Linked DNA regions of Mus musculus: region 2 is linked to region 1. The links are chromatin loops, found by intact Hi-C in ENCODE. Cell type or tissue: left cerebral cortex. All regions are shown on one strand. Links, peaks and the distances in the headings refer to the core of each region. The heading gives the core; the rest is flanking DNA.

Region 1 (8,311 bases), core at 106-8,105:
CGCTGGGGTAACGGTGGTAAGGAACATGTAGGAGGGTCCAACCAATGACGGTCCAACACAAGATAGGAGTCCACACCTAACACTTCGTGGATGGAACCAAAAGCTGGTCTGCCCAGAGATCCAGGAAAGGACCACATACAACTGGCAGGGGGAAAAATGATTCCTAATGATATTCTGCTATACTCATAAATCAGTCTCTAACCTAATTGTCATCAGAGAGGCATCGTCTAGCAACTGATAGGAGCAGATGCAGAGACCTGCAGCCAAACACCAGGCAAAGCCAAAGAAACTCTGAAGAAGAGGAGAAGAAAGGATTCTAGGAGCCAGAGACCACCCACAGAATCAACTAAGCAGGGCTCCTGAGGGTTCACAGGAGCTACAATCGCGAATCCTTTATGGGTCTGAGTTGGGGCCTCTGCACATACCTTATGATTGTGTAGCTTGGTATTCTTTTTTTTTTTAATTTATTATGTATTTTCCTCAATGACATTTCCAATGCTATCCCAAAAGTCCCCCATACCCTCCCCCCGCCTTCCCTACCCACCCATTCTCATTTTTTTTGGCCCTGGCGTTCCCCTGTACTGGGGCATATAAAGTTTGTGTGTCCGATGGGCCTCTCTTTCCAGTGATGGCCAACTAGGCCATCTTTTGATACATATGTAGCTAGAGTCAAGAGCTCCAGGGTACTGGTTAGTTCATAATGTTGTTGCACCTACAGGGTTACAGATCTCTTTAGCTCCTTGGATACTTTCTCTAGCTCCTCCATTGGGGGCCCTGTGATCCATCCAATAGCTGACTGTGAGCATCCACTTCTGTGTTTGCTAGGCCCCTGCCTAGTCTCACAAGAGACAGCTATATCTGGGTCCTTTCAGCAAAATCTTGCTAGTGTATGCAGTGGTGTCAGCGTTTGGAAGCTGATTATGGGGTGGATCCCTAGATAGTAGCTTGGTATTCTTAAGGGACCCTTAACAGTGGGAGTAAAGGCTATCTCCAACCTCTGACTTTTTTGCCTGTGCTTAGGACCCTTTTCTTCCTCACTGGTTCCCTTGTCTAGCCTTGATATGAGGGGCTGTACCTAATCTTATTGTAACTTGTTATGCTGTGTCTGGTATATGCCTGGGAAGCCTGCTCTTTTTTTTTTTTTTTTAAGGAAAACACAGAAGGAATGAATCTACAGGAGATGGGAGGTAAGGAGAGGAGATTAGGAGAAGTGTAGGTAAGCTGAAATATAGTGGATATAAAGAATAAAAACTAAATTTTTTTTTTTAAAAAAGAATGAATTAGGGAAAAAAGAGTGTTAGATCTTCCTAAGAAATAAGGAGCAAATATTATCTTGGAATTCAGCAAAAAGACTCGAAAGAGGTTTTGATGTCCGACAGCAAACACCAGAAGGGATTGAGCAGTAAAGGGGACAAAAAGTAAAGGTGACAATTGGACTGTGACATTGATATAGGTTAGGTGAGGATTTAGGGTTGAACAAGATCCCCAAAAGTGTCACTCAGTAACTGAATACTTCCATTTAATAGCAATTATCCTCTTATATAAAACACTGTTTGGGGATTTTGTTTTTGTTCTATCACTAAACACATTGTTTCATCTTTATGTAGGACACAAGTACAAATACAAACAAATTCTCAATAAACAGTAACCTAAAATTTGACCACACTGGCGATTGCTCACTTCTCATCCTTATTGATTGACCGTCATATACCATTTACCTGTCTGTGTGAGTATAGAATGAACCTCACAGGCTGGTGTGTTTGAACATTAGACCTCCAATTGATGGCACTGTTGTGAGGAGACTTCGGAGCGATGGCCTCGAGAGCAGAAGTGAGTTGTGAGGGGTGGGCGTTGAGGGTGATGTCCACTTCTGATCCCAGTTTGTTTTCAGATCTGGCAGGATATAGGTGATTTTGACAGCATGCTGAAAGCAAATTGTTGTGGGTTGTCCTGATGCTGTTTGATTTCTGACGTTAATTCTGCTTCCTCAAGAGGGAGGGACAGCCTCCGGATGAACAGTGGATCACGTACTCAGGTGATCCCATGTGAACCTTCTCCCCATTTACTGGTCAATAATGGCTAGAGCCTGTGATTAGGCAGCAGAGGTGAAAGGTGGGACAGGAGGTCTTTGAGAGTGGGAGCAGAGAGAGAGAGAGAGAGAGAGAGAGAGAGAGAGAGAGAGAGAAATATGAGAAGGGAAGGAGAGAGGACAGAGGAGGGAGGGAGGGGAGAGGAAGGAGGAAACGAAGATGGTACAGAACCACATGGCCAGGAGAAACTCTGTAACAAAGGGTCTCATAGCTGGGAAATAAGTTAGTATAGTGCTAGTTCTGCCCAACCTAGGCTTATCGCTTATAAATATAACTAGATTGTGTGGTTTTTATTCGGGATTATTGGGGTTGGAAATTACTGCAACAGCAAATACCAGAAGGAACTGAGTCACTCCAATGTGTCTACCCACCATGCTCTCTCCACCATGCTATCCATGGTGGAGAATAAACCCTTCCTCCCTTAAGTTGCCTCTATAAGGTGTTTGGTCAGGGATAAGAAAAGTAACTAATGCCACCCCACCCCCCTTTCCAGACTTGTAGCCCTAAGGGTCCCAGATTGTCCATTCTGTCACGTATCCACACCTTTACCTGGAAATTAGCATGGATGCCACCACACACATTCTTACCCTCCTTAAGCTGTCCAGCTCTAGAGGGACTTGAAGACTGTTCCAAACTTTGCAAACATTACCAACCTTACATGCTCTGATAAAGTTTTGCGTGGCTAAATCCTTGATGTCTTTATTTTCATAAAGGGTGGCCTTCAACTTACCTCAAATAATAGCATGTCATTCTAGTCTACGCCCCATCAATACAATAGAGCAGATGTTTGTTTGACAAATTAAAATCTGAATTCTTAACCCAGGTTTTTCTTGAGAACGAGATAGGCTTTGTCCACCACAGAGAAGTCTACCAAGAATAAATATTGGGTTCATTCAATTTTTATTCACTTTCCAGTCTTTCTTAATCTGGACTAGCTATGATATTAAGGCCATGGGATAAAAGTAATTTGTCTTAATTGATAGACACTCTCCTGTAAAAACTAAGAGTGTAAGAATTTTCTGTGGATAAAGCCCTTAAAATACTTAATAATATTTATTTATGTGGTATTAGCCTCTAAAGAAAAAAGCATATGCCTTGTATCTTAATTGCCAAAAGCACGGTAACATTAATATTGTGACAGTGTGGTTGTGTTAGTACTGTTTAAAATGATCACACTTATTAAAAGTTAGTTACACTTTACCTGAAAGAATTTTACCTATAATAATAATGTTACGGTTTAAAGACTTAAGATACTCTCTTAAAAGTTTTCTCATTCAACCACCTTGGTATATGTATGTATGTTTTCGAGATAATTCATATTCCAAATGAGGACTTCGATGACAGTGATTTTAATATAGTTTCACATTCTAATATTTTTTTCCAAACTCTCAACCACTCCTATTTAGAAGCAAACCCTCTCAGGATGCCCGCTGCTTGCTCTGGAAAGCAGTGCCCAGGGTGGACTTTGTAATGTAAGAGCTATGTCTGAGAAAGTAAGGGAAGATGGGTTTGGGCTGTGTTTATACGTGCTACACAAAAGGCAGTGGACAAGCCAGTTGCCCAGATCAAAGACTTTGATGAGAATGAGCAGTGAAGCTTAAGTACAGAGCTGAAGTCACCCTTGGCAGCCATTGAGTAGTTAATCAATACTACCACAGAACTCAGGCTCCGTTGACCCACAGCCGAGGTAAACAGATTCCAGGTCGCCAGCAGTCTGTTTCAGAAAACACCTCACAAGCATGTTCAACTTAAAGAAGGCAAACTGAGGCACAGTGCACCGACAGAGCTAGCCCCTGAGGCCAGAGTTCCCACCCCTCCAGTCGCCGATCCCAAGCCAGTGCCTCACTCCAGCCTACCCCCTCCCTGCTCCAACACTTGATATGTGTTGAATACACTCAGTGGTTCTCAACATGTTTTTTCCTTACAGTTCTTTATTAGCAACATTCATTTAGGTTTTGGACTCTTGTCAAATGCAATGTGAATGGAGAGCAGATGCCTTTTCTGAACTCAACAGAACAAGAGGAGAGTCACAGAGCCCATCTTGCCACAATCAAAACTAGTGCTTACAACAACACCCACTGCTGGTGACAGGCTGTGTGGAACTGGGCCAATGCTGATCTAGCAAGAGATGCCAACTCAGTGAGTCAGAAAAATGTTTCAGATGTGCCAGGTCGCTCCGAAATCCCCATCAGGTCCTGGGTAGAATAATTGCCGTGTTCCCCATGAGCAAGGAACCAAGATGAGAAAACACAACATCGCTGGGACAGCGTGTATCGTTCGCATCCTAGCTGGCAGCAAGGCCCGCTGCTTTGAAAAGGGTACCGCGGGCTGCCTGAAAGGCTAAGGTGGCTGGCAGCAATTCAAAAACACAAGATGGAGGGAGAAGCAATTGTGGGAAGGAATTCAAGGCGGACAAAAGGATTAACAGCAAAAGGATGCAGGGTGTACAGGGATGGGTGGTTATGGTTTACCGTGGGTTTAGCAACACTGACGTGTTTTTATGAATATTTACAAGAACATTTGGAAGCTGTGTCTTGCCCACACAGCCTCCGCCCCCAACACTCTTGGTAGAAACTGCACCATATTTAATGAGGCTGGGGATGGGAGGGAAAACTAGGCCTTCTTTGGCTCCCAGATTGGGGTCTCTTTGCCTGGTTGCCAGGACTCCCAGGAGGCAAATAGTCACTGAAAGAAAGTTTAGACAAGACAATCTAGGTCTGAGTACTAGGAAGCCTAGTAATTAAAAGGCATAAGAAGGAAAAATGGTGTTTAAAAGATAAGAAAAGAGTGAAAACTGAGTCTCTGGAAAAAAAGAGTCATTGCGGTGGCTTGTTCTGGTCTTCGGGTAGAGAAGGGACTTTGACCAGTCACTAAAACAGTTGTTTACAAAACCACATCAATTCTTGGTTCTTGTGAGTGGGTCAGCAGGGCTGTTCCCTTTCCCTCCTAAGCCTTCCCTGGCTTCGGTTCAACCTCTTCATCCATCAGAAGAGTCTGCTTTTCTTATTGATTTTGTCCGTTCCCTTGCGGCACGTTACGAGGTGTGTACTGAACGGAAGAGTGACACCCTGGAGCAGAATTCTGACCTGCACTGCCTGCGTTCTCATCGAAGGCCTGCTACTCTGGGAAAGTTGTGTTGGCTCTTTAAATCTCAGTTTCACCCAATTGTACAGCCAAACTGAAAGCAGCTAAGAATCAACAGAGATAAGGCAAGGCACGCAGTGAGGGCTCCAGCACGGCGCAGTCACTTTGTACATGATCGGTACAGTCGCTCATCACACATTTGTCTTCTCATGGGCTGAAAGCAGACTTTTAGTTGATCGCAGACACAGAAACACCTAATGTGGTGGTTTGCATTAGAATGCACCCCCCACCCCATACACTCATATAGTTCAATGCTAAGGTACCAAGGAGTGGAACTATTTGAAAGGATTAGAAGGAATGGGAGGTGTGGTCTTGTTGGAATAGGTGTGTCACTGGGGGTGGGCCTTGAAGTTTCAAAGCCCATGCCAGGCCCACTATCTCTATCCTTTCTATCTATATATATGTACCCCCCTGTCGCCTATGGATCAGAATATAACTACAGCTACAGCACCATGCATGCTACCATGTTCCTGACAGGCTCCTGACAGGATAACGACTAACCTCCTCAAACTATAGGCAAGCCCACAATTAAGTGCTTTCTTGTTATAAGAGTTGCCTCGGTTATGGTGTTCCTTAACAGCAATAGGCCGGTGACTAAAACAACTAGCTGGACTACCAGCAACTACAAAGGCCAGGCAGGTGGCTTTATACTCAAGGAATTTGTGGCAAGCTTCCTTCTGGCTTTATGTAGAACAAGCCTCTGGCAGAATTGTGTTGTCTTCAGCCATGATGGTCTTCAGCATGTTTCTATTAAAGCTGGACCTTTGGGGCTGGAGAGATGACTCAATGGTTAAGAACCCTTAGTGTGCTTCCAGAGGACCAGAGCTCAGTTTTCAGCACCCTTATCAACAAGCAGCTCACAACTTCTTGTGTCCAGTGCCAGGGGATCTGATGCCTCTGGCCTCCAAGGGCACCTGCACTCCTTTGCGAGTGCACGCACACACACACACACACACACACACATGCACACGCACACACTTGAAGAAAGTCCAGATCTTTTCTGAGTATACAGGTCTACACAAAAGCACTTGCTTAGAAAGCATGAGGCCCTAGGTTTAATTCTGGGGTGATGCTCTTGAATTAATCATATATTTCTTATATTTGCTTGCTCACGGCCTTCTCTGCATCTCTTTCTTTGGCTCTGTCCAGGCTCTTTTAAATAAATATAAATAGTTCCTTAGCCAAGCTGTCTCACACCGAGGGAGTATGTCCGTCTTTGTTTGCTTGTTGTCTTCCTCTCAGGCTTCTCTCTGAGATTTGATCTTGACTCTCCAAGGTGTACACATTGGTGCTCTACCCAGCTGGAGCTTGCTTCCTCCATCTCTCACACATCTCTGTTTCCCTCTGCGGTGGCAGCACTTTTCTGGGAAGGTATTCAGAAAGCCGGTTTCTGAACATTTATGTACCAAACAGGAAATATCAATTCGGTTTGTATTCATTTGTTAATATGGTGAGTAATTCTAAGTTGAAATAATATTTTTCCAGAGATTTTAGTTTAACAGTGGTCCCTTGCCCTTAAAGGTCCACAGTGGGCTGCCTTTTGAGTCTTCAGTGATATTGTTTGTCTCCTCAAAAGCATTGAGGAGCCTGACTCTTAATGCTCTGGGCTTTCAAGGTGTTACCATGAGAGTTCTGTTTTAGGGTGGCTGTGGTTTTGTTTGGTTTGGTTTTAGTTTTCAGGACACTTCGTGGCAATTTTCAATCTTAAAATGCACATCCTTCCATTTGGAGAAATTTTGTCTTTTGCAATGGCTAAACTACCATTTTCTGTTTTCCCTTTTGAATTTATATGTATGTGGACATCTTAAACTTAATCTTCAGTTTTGTTTCGTTTATCTTTGCTTTTTCATTTCCTGGTCTTATTCTATTTTCTAGGATATGCTTTCAATTTTGTCCTTTCGATTCTTAATTTTTTAAATATTTCTTTTTCTTAATTAATATGAGTGTTTCTTTCCTGGTCTTTAAGAATAAGTATCCTTTCTGGTTTTATTTTTTTCTTTCAAACGAGATTACAATATACCGTTCTTTGTCGTTTATAACTTTTTTCCATTCCTTATTCTGTTGCATTTCCTCTTCAATTCCTTAGCTCATTTGTTTGCTTGTTCATTGGTTAATCTGTTAAGTCATAATATTTGATCTGCATCAGACACTGTCCTCAAATCTTTATCTACAGCTATCTGAGTGAGGATAGAACGCTGAACTGGAAGACTAGCTGGCTTGTACACTTTTCTCCGAAACAATTAAGCAGAAGTTCAGACTTCTTCAGGCAACTCCCCAAGGGCCAGTGCCCATAGTAGGCCTTTCTCTGGAGCTGGCCTTGAATCTGATTGATTCGGATACACTTGGCAACGGGCCTGTCATGTTTCCAGGCCACCTTTCTTTGTCAGACAGTACCTTACCCTAGCATTCTGCTGTGTCTGGTATGGCCACACTGAACTCTCTGATTCAGCTTAATAAATCAATAACACCATCACATTATATCTACATTTAATTCGATTTATCATTCCCTCCTCTTTTTAAAAAAAATGTGATAGGAAGACTCTCCCATGTGTCTACTCACATCTGATATGATCTGAACACAGCTATGGAATGTGGAAGTTCATCACCATTTATATTCACTTTTATGTTGCCATTGATGCTGTATACATTCATCATGTTCTTCTTTTAAAGATTTATTTTGAATTTTGAATTTGAGTGTATGTGTATGTAAGGGGTGTGTGTGTGTGTGTGTGTGTGTGTGTGTGTGTGTGTGTGTGTGTAAGGTGTGTGTGGGGAGGTGACCTCATTTGCAGAGACATCAGACCCCTTGGATCTGGAGTTATAAGAAGTTGTGAGCCACCTGACATGGGTGCTGAGAACTGAACTCAGGTCTCACAGAACAGAATGACTGAGCTCTTTACTGCTAAACCATCTCTCTAGCTCCATATATATTCATATTCTTCATTCCAAGTTCCTCGTTGCTTACCAAATTACTGGCCTTTGAGAGCTTGCTCTAATGTGCCTTCTACTCCTGTGATGAACACCAGGACCAAAGCACACAGGGGAAGAGAGGGTTCATTTCATCTTACACCTCCCAA
Region 2 (8,311 bases), core at 73-8,072, 68 kb after region 1:
AGAAAACTACAACCAATGAAATTCAGAGTTATGGAGCCCAATTACAAAAGAAGGATACAGCTACAAAAGAACTTTCACAGCTAAGGCTCAGGGAACATAGTGGAAAAGTAAGCAGACTGTAAGAGTCAGAGATGAGGGAGAGTCCTGTAAAACTGTGTCTCCTAGTAATGTTAAAGCTATATCCATAAAGTCTTACCACTGTGAGTCCTCCAAACATAAGCCAAACAAGGTCAAAAATAAACATGGTAACATGGATAGCAGGAAGCCCATGAGGACTCAACCCTACATGTAGAACTACAGGTAACTAAAAAATGCTGTAAGTGGGAGACATACTCTTCCCCAGGGAAGAACACATCAATTAGTTATCCAACACCAAATGGTCACCCCTGGAGATATATACTTATAAGTAGCATTATACACACTGAGAAGGTTGTATCTATGTAGTCATATACATATATACATATGCATCATATATACATACACACATGTGTTATACATATGATACACACACACATGTGTTATACATATGATACACACACACACACACACACACACACACACACACATACATACATCTAATGAATAAAGGCCACTAATTTGAAAGAGAACAAAAATGGATATATGAAAAAGGGTTGGAAGAACAAAAGGGAAGAAGAAAATGATGTAACCATATTCTCTAAAAACAAACAACATATTTAGAGACTTGAAAATTTGTTTTTCATATAATGCACTTTGGTAATATTCTTTCCCCTCCCCCAATGCTCCCTACATCCTTACCATTCAAGTTTGTCCCCTCTTTTTTCTCTCCTCAGCCTCTCAAAAAAATCAAAACAATCAAAAAACAATAAAACATAAATAAATAGCAAATTAATTGAACAAAAATCCCACAAAAACAAAGCAAAACAAAACCAAAAACCATGAAGTCTGTTTTGTGCCTAGGCATGGAACTTGCTTTGAACTGAAGTTGATATACCTAGTAACAGTCCATTGGAGAAAACTAATATTGCCATTCCCAGTATGTATCAATGTATATCTCAGTTAAATGTGGGTCTACTTCTTCTCATGATGTGATTGTGTTTGGTTTGAACCTGTGCATGTCTCTATGAGTTTATATGTGTATCAGTAATCAGGGTATTCTTGATCCAGAGGGAAGAGATTGGATACTTACTAAACATCTCATTGAAGAAAAACATTTGCTAGGGTAGGTTTATCTTTGTTATCCCTCTTCCCATTTAGAACAGCTTCATTCGATGAATGTCAAGGTGAGGGCATTAGAAATAAAAGATTTAAAAGACAAGAATGGAAAAAGAAAGAAATCTGATGAAACAGAAATGTTGGGAACTGTCCCAAGTATCATCCAAGCAGCATTACTCAACAGATGAGCTCCTTTGAGTCCCAACCTACTAACTTTGTACTTTCCTGTCCAAGTTGTTATCAGTTTATTCCATCCTATCTATACAACTCAAGTTCTCATCACTGAACATTGATATTTCCTATTGACAAAATGGATCCTTTGTGTCACAAGACCAAAATGTGCTCTATGAAAGCTTGTGGCAGATCACAAGAAGAGCTGAGCACTATTCTGTTCCCCATGTTCTCAGGTTGAGATGGGTCTGACCTTTTTTGAACCATGGAACTATTGTCAGGAGGACATAAAACAACACCAGACAATGGAAAGTGCAGTCCCCAGAGGGAGAGCTTCTCCACCCCAGTTTCCAGCCTACCTCTGTCCCTACCACCAGCTCTGTGACTTTGTATACATTATTTAGTATCTCTGAGTCTGTTTCCGTGTATGCTAATTGCAAGCATAAAAAATACTATCTGTTCATCTAGCTGTGTAAAACGTCTGTAAAGAAATATTCTAGTTGAATACATTTGGGAAATTATAAAGCCTCACAAAAAATATTATTATAGGTTGAGCATCCCTGATGTAAAAATTCAGTATCTGAAAATTTCAAAAACCCAACTTTTGAGCACCAACACGATATCTTAAGTGAGAATTCCATACAAGATCTCCTGTCAAAAGTCTCAATCCAAACACAGGTGTAGTGAAAATACTATGTAGGGGCTTGGGATGTAAGTCGAGTGGCAGAATGTTCGACTTGCACCCCAGCACTGCCTCAACCAGGCATGGAGGCAGGACCAGAGGTTCAAGGTCATCCTGAGCCTCACAGCAAACTCAAAGCCACCCTGAACTTTCCAGACCCTGCTAACATTTTTAATGTAGACCCTGTATAAATTTATAAACACAAACAATTTTTAAGTTAAGCTAAATTGACATTTTAAGCAAGATGTGGTAGCACACACCTTTAATCCCAGCTTTTGGAGGCCAAAGGCAGGCAGAACTCTGTTCCTGGCTAGCCTGATCTATGTGAGTTCCAAGCCTGCAAGACTGTCTCAAAAAAAATTAGAACTGTATCATGGGGTTACCTTCAGGCTATGTGTGCAGAGAGGATATGAAGCATCGGTGACTTGTTTGTTTGTTTGTTTGTTTGTTTGTTTGTTTTATGTGTATAAGAACCTGCCTCCTTTGTATGTATACCATAATATGTGCAGTGTCCATGCAGGCCAGAAAAGGGTGTCAGATCCCCTAGGACTGGAGTTATAGGCAGTTGTGAGCTTCCCTGTCTGGGTGCCAGGAACTGAACTCAGGTCCTCTGAAGAGCAATGTTTTAGTTACTTTTCATTGCTGTGACAAAACACTATAACCAAGGCAATTTATGAAAGAGTTGTATTGGAGCTTACACTTCCAGAGGATGAGTCTGTACCATCATGGCAGGGAGCATGGCAGTAAACAGGTATGGTGCTGAAGGGTGAAGAGCTTACATCCTTCTCCGAATGTGAGAGGAAAGAAAGGATTAACCGGCAAATGAATGGATTTTCAAAACCTTGAAGCCCAAGCCCAGGGACACACCTTCCTCCAACAAGGCCACGCCTCCTAATCCTTCTCAAGCAGTTCCATCCAAAGGAACTAAGAGTTAAAATACATAAGCTTACAGGGGCCATCTTCATTCAAACCCCACAAGCAGCATGTGCTCTTAACCCCTGATCCATCTCTCCAGCACCAGACCAGCAAATAGTTTTGAGTCCCATTCCCAAGGTACCTCATGACTCTAGACATCTCTCAAACTTTTATAATGTAAAATCTAAAATACCTTTGGTCACACACACTTCAAATAAGGATATCGAGTTTGAATTATTTCTGCTGCTTTTAGTATCCTCGGGGCTAAGTATTCTTACACCGACTGAATATATTTAGAGCTGCCTAGAAGGAAGTGAGTCATATAAAATGCAACACTGGTATTCTTGCAGCACCATGGGTAAGCTTCAGTTCCATTGCAGAAGCTCACTATTTACCCACCTTTACCATAATGAAGCATACGGTGACCCATGCAGACCCCTTGCATTCAGAAAACGCTCAAAAGACCTTTGCCAAACCAAAACTGCAGAAGCTGTTGCTTTGTTCCGCTGGCCTATGTACATTTCTTTTTAATTGATCAGAGAAAGATGAAACTGCCAAAAGAATTAGTCTATTGCTGCCTCTCTAACAGACTCTTCTCCTCATCGTCCCTGGCTTGTATTGGAACCAGATGGTAAAACCAAGACGGGAACACGCTTTGGTGTCCAGAAGGAGGCCGGTCTGGCCAAAGCACTGTCACTCCTGTCAGCAGCCAGAGTCAAAAGCATTTTTTGTAGTTAATCATCAGGAGTGCCTACTGGCTCCAGCAGCCACTCACGCAGTGTTTGTCAGCATGAAGGCTCCATCCACACCACAGATGACGCCATGTCGGCGAGAAATGTGTTTCAATATCCTTCAGCAGTGAGCTGAGCAAATTTTCATGGCTGACACCCAAAGCAACATGCAATTTAGTGCTGGACTTCTTTTTGACCAAATTCTGTGAATGCCGATGCCTCTCATTTCGAGAAACCAACCTCTCACTACAACTCTTCCCTGGAACATTCATTAAAACACAGGATGCAAAAGATTGCAGCAAATTAGCAAAATGTCTTTAAAGTAATTGAGACACACACACACAGGCACACTCTCACACAAACTCACACATGTACACATACACTCACACACACTCTCTCTCACACACATACACACACATATACACTCTCTCACACACTCTCACACAGCACATTTTCTCATGTACACACACACACACACACACACACACACACACACACACACACTTTAATTTCAAAATATGTAAAGCTAGTCTTAGACTCTGCAATTTCATGGATGAGAGCCTACCAGTAGAACTCTTGTCTACTTCAGTGGCAGCAATCAGCTGCATCAGTGAGAGGGTGAATATGAAAATAACAGAGGAAATGCACTGTGCTTTGGAGCTAAACTAGAGGCGTTTGGTGGACATATGAAAGGAAGACACCGAATAATAACAGTACAAAGTGTGTCACAGGGTGAGCTTATCAGGCCTTATACGTAGCTGATGGAGGCTATTCATTTCTTAAGTACTAGAGAGAAGCAAATCTGAGCATCTGAAGAGACACGTCCAAAAATGGCTCCTCCACTTTACAGTTGAGGATTGTCACCATATCAGAGCAGCTCGGATGAATATTTCATACGAAAGGTTTAAGTAAAGAAATTTTCAGGAGACACCTAGGACAGAAAAACCAAATTGCAATTCCATATTACAATATTGCAAGAAGATCTGACCTCTCTGTGTGGTACAATGGCACATGAGTAGCAAATGAAACAGGGCTCGGAGCACAATCCACACAAGTGTCAAGTTGTACCTGATAAACGAGTACAGAACCTGGAGCCCCATCGTGATGAGGCTATTCTGTTTTTCATGATACTTATTTTCCTAGTGCTTAAAATTCATAGTTTCTGCACAAAATAAAGTAAAGATGGCATTTGTTATACTAACCTCACTAGAGTCAGACTAGTGGAAGTTAAAAATCCCCGGTGACGTGTAGACTTATTTGCTTTGGGTTGGTAGCATCTGAAATATAATGATCGGTACCACGATCTCTTTTAAAAATGTCTCATAAACTGAGATGTGTGGGCTGCTGGGTTGGTTTAGTTTCCTCCTTATTGTTAATGGTAGCTTTTTTCCCTGTAAATAAACTTAGTTAGACTTAATGATCCTTATTGCCTTTTAATTTCGTGCAGAGAATATGTCATAATAAATAAAAGTGATATAGAATGCTTATAATTAGACAATAGTCAAAAATCCTCAATACTGTGGATAAGACTTAACATGTGCGATTTATAATGGGTAACAATTGAAAACCTCTAGAAAACAACCAGGCCGGTTCAGTTATATTTTTGCTTAAAAGGCTATTGTGTGTTGGCCCCTTTTCCCATGGTGAAGCTTAAGGTGGATAACATGCCATGATTTCAACACTGAACTCCACAGTAGAGAGAAGTAGCAGGAGGGAATGCACAGACTTCTTTCCCAAAACCCACTGCCTAACTTAAACGCCTTTTGATTGGCTTCTCATTTTCGTTCTCAACAAAAATGATTGGAAACAAGCTGCCTTAAACCCTTCACTTTAGCTGTTAACAGAGCCAATCAGAAAAAAAGACCGGTTTTGAACCTACCCAGTAAATAGGTTCAAACGTTTAAAGACATGGCTCTCAGTTGCCCTTTGCTAAAGAGATGCCTTCTTCAGTTCCTCGAGAAGAGGTTATTGGTTTTGCTTCCTGAAGCACCAAATGAATTTTAAACTGCTTTGTAATAATTAACATGTTCCAGAAAGAATCCCAGTGCTATGTTTTGATTCATTATCCCAAGAGCTACAGATGCTGTGGCGGAAGCTGCGTTCAGCTCAAGGAAAACACTTCTCAGGAAGGAGTTTTGGGGTGCTGGCCTCTGTTTTTGCTATATATTATGTAAAAAAAAGTGCTTGGAATCAACTGGAAATAATCCTACATTTAAACAAGACTCTCGTGTCAATTTTCCCCTCCCAATCATATTAAGAAGTCAGTAAAATATGAATTACATAAAACCAAGGGATTCATGTAGCCCTCACCTGTTACATAAGAAGCAGAACATTATGTAATGTGCCTTTTCTTACTAATTCTTCAAATTCTGAATGCTTTGTGTGACACCAAAGAACACTGAATAATGGTGTTTAAATATTTTTAACTGTTTGAATATGCACAGGGCATCTACACTAATATTGCAAGTAGTTTGGTGACATCTAGTGGCAATAAATGGTGACTTGCAGCCAGAAATGTTCAGATACCACAGCAAAGGAGGCTGCTGGAACCATGAGAATATAGGCAAGCAAAGAAGAGATTTCTTGCCTTCTTGAAAAATTACTTCACACTTATGGCAACTACTATAAAAATGTTGATTGTATAATGCAGAATCTTCATAAAGCATTTAGAATGAACACACATGCACACACACACACATACGAAAACTGTAACACTTCCACCTACAAGAAACGACCATTCATATTAAACATTTTCTCTTCCTCACTTTGTATGTTTTGATGATCTTTCCCACTAAGTATGGAAATTCCCAGTATATAACCTTATAGCCTGGTTTGTAACCATACAGCTGTTTTTGCATGCCGCTTGTGTAACAATGAGAGCTCTGAGAGGACTTGCACTTCACGGCTGGATGCCATACATCGACACGTCCATGGCTTCTGTGTGACAACCCAGGACGGAGCAAGAGCACAGTTGCAGAGAGGGTCTTTCACTGCAGCAGTTTTTAAAGTACTACGTTGTTCAGACACATGACAAATGTGTGCTTTGCATTTATTGCTGTGTTAGTGGAGCCTAAAGACATGAGAAATGATGGGCCTAGACCTTACCACAGACTCAAGCATTCTAAGAAGGAAGAAGGAAGTGTATTTTAAATCACAGAGCTATGAGCAGTGTAAAGCATCTTACACTGGGTGTAGTTAGAATTTCTAGTAAAAGGAGGAGCAGTCGATCCTTAAATGAGAGATAACAGCTGGGTGGGAGTTGAGAGTAAGCAAGAACCAAAGGTACGCTGGGCATGGTGGTGCACACCTTTAATCCCAGCACCCGGAAGGCAGAGGCAGGCGGATTTCTGAGTTCGAGGCCAGCCTGGTCTACAAAGTGAGTTCCAAGACAGCCAGGGCTACACAGAGAAACCCTGTCTCGAAACAGACAAAAAAAAAAAAAAAAAACCACGAAGGTACTTTGCTAGAAGCAAGCCTGAGCAAAGTCAAGAATGGACTGGCATGATGTGGGCTGGTATCCCCCAGGGAAAGCCACAGCAATGGCCCATGTGACTGGAAGAGGAACAGAAGTAGATGGTGGAGGCTTACCAGCATAGTTAGAATATGCACTGAACATTCCTTTTTAAGGACTGCAACGTGATTACGTTAGCATCCTATAAAGTCGTGCTGAGGAAGTATAGCGCACAAATAACAGAGACCAGCTAGTGGGCTGCCACAGCATTCAAAGAATGAGGATGAGGCCCGAACCCCTAAATACTAAAGTTAGACAGAAAGCCGGAGATCCACAAGCTAAGAGAAGACAGACTAAAAGACTCAAATGTGCTGGTCAGCAGAAAGGGCGTGCCAAGGGGCATGTGGGCCTAGGCTGACTATGACTAGAGGGAAATCAGACAATGATTAACTTTGGAGAAATGTATATGAATTTTAAACTGCACACTGACAATGTGGTTCAATGTTAACCCAGCTTTAGTGCTCTTATTAACATATAAATGTGTGTGTGTATGTGTGTGTGTGTGTGTGTGTGTGTGTGTGTGTGTGTGTGTGTATACATGCATACATATATGGTCAAGTTATTAGGGACTTTCTTTAGCAGATGGGTCAAAATTAGTACATCTTCACCACCCCAATGCCAAAGAATGCTGGTACTGTGGGTAGGATGGTTAACATCTCTAATTGGCCCCTGTACAATACCAGGACTTAGGGGGTAAAAGGAGTGCTCAAAGGGTTAGAGACATAATCAAAGAGACTCAAAGGAAAACTAATTTTAGCTGTCACTGAGGTTTGTCTGTATCGTGTCATTAAGAAGACTAAATGACCTGCTGAACTGTGATACTGAGAATGCATTGCTACTGTGGAGAACGGCAAGATGATAGACTCAAGCTGTCTGATGACTCTGTGCCTGTGCCTACATACATACAAAGTGCAGGGGAGAGCTTAGAGGGGCCTGGATCCCCTGAGCAGTGATCCTATGTGCTGTCAGCATCAGCATGCACCGCCCTTGGCATGTGCTACAGCTGCCACTGACAGCGAGCTCAGCTAGGGATGACTGCTTTACAGACATTATTATCTCATTGGAATTCTCCCGAAAAGTCTCTGAGTTTGACCCTTTGATGCTTAT

Evidence for each region. Peaks named below come from ENCODE experiments on the same cell type or tissue, not always from the same donor. Only the 100,000 strongest peaks of a DNase experiment are listed, where the experiment ranks them.
Region 2: a loop joins it to region 1, with 5 times the contacts of the local background. A loop is called at or near these places in 3 of 42 quality-filtered maps.

The regions. Positions count from the first base shown.
Region 1 is chr12:51,113,933-51,122,243 of GRCm38, forward strand. No RefSeq gene overlaps it. Among named protein-coding and RNA genes, the nearest start is that of Gm34745, 39 kb to the right of the region's middle. In left cerebral cortex, for the core only: no CTCF peak of the experiment used is centred there; DNase peaks (open chromatin) are centred at 4,275, 4,548 and 5,154; H3K27ac peaks cover 1,871 bases.
Region 2 is chr12:51,182,257-51,190,567 of GRCm38, forward strand. No RefSeq gene overlaps it. Among named protein-coding and RNA genes, the nearest start is that of Gm34745, 29 kb to the left of the region's middle. In left cerebral cortex, for the core only: a CTCF peak has its summit at 6,182 (motif pointing left); DNase peaks (open chromatin) are centred at 3,319, 3,681, 5,625, 5,766 and 2 more places; H3K27ac peaks cover 2,773 bases.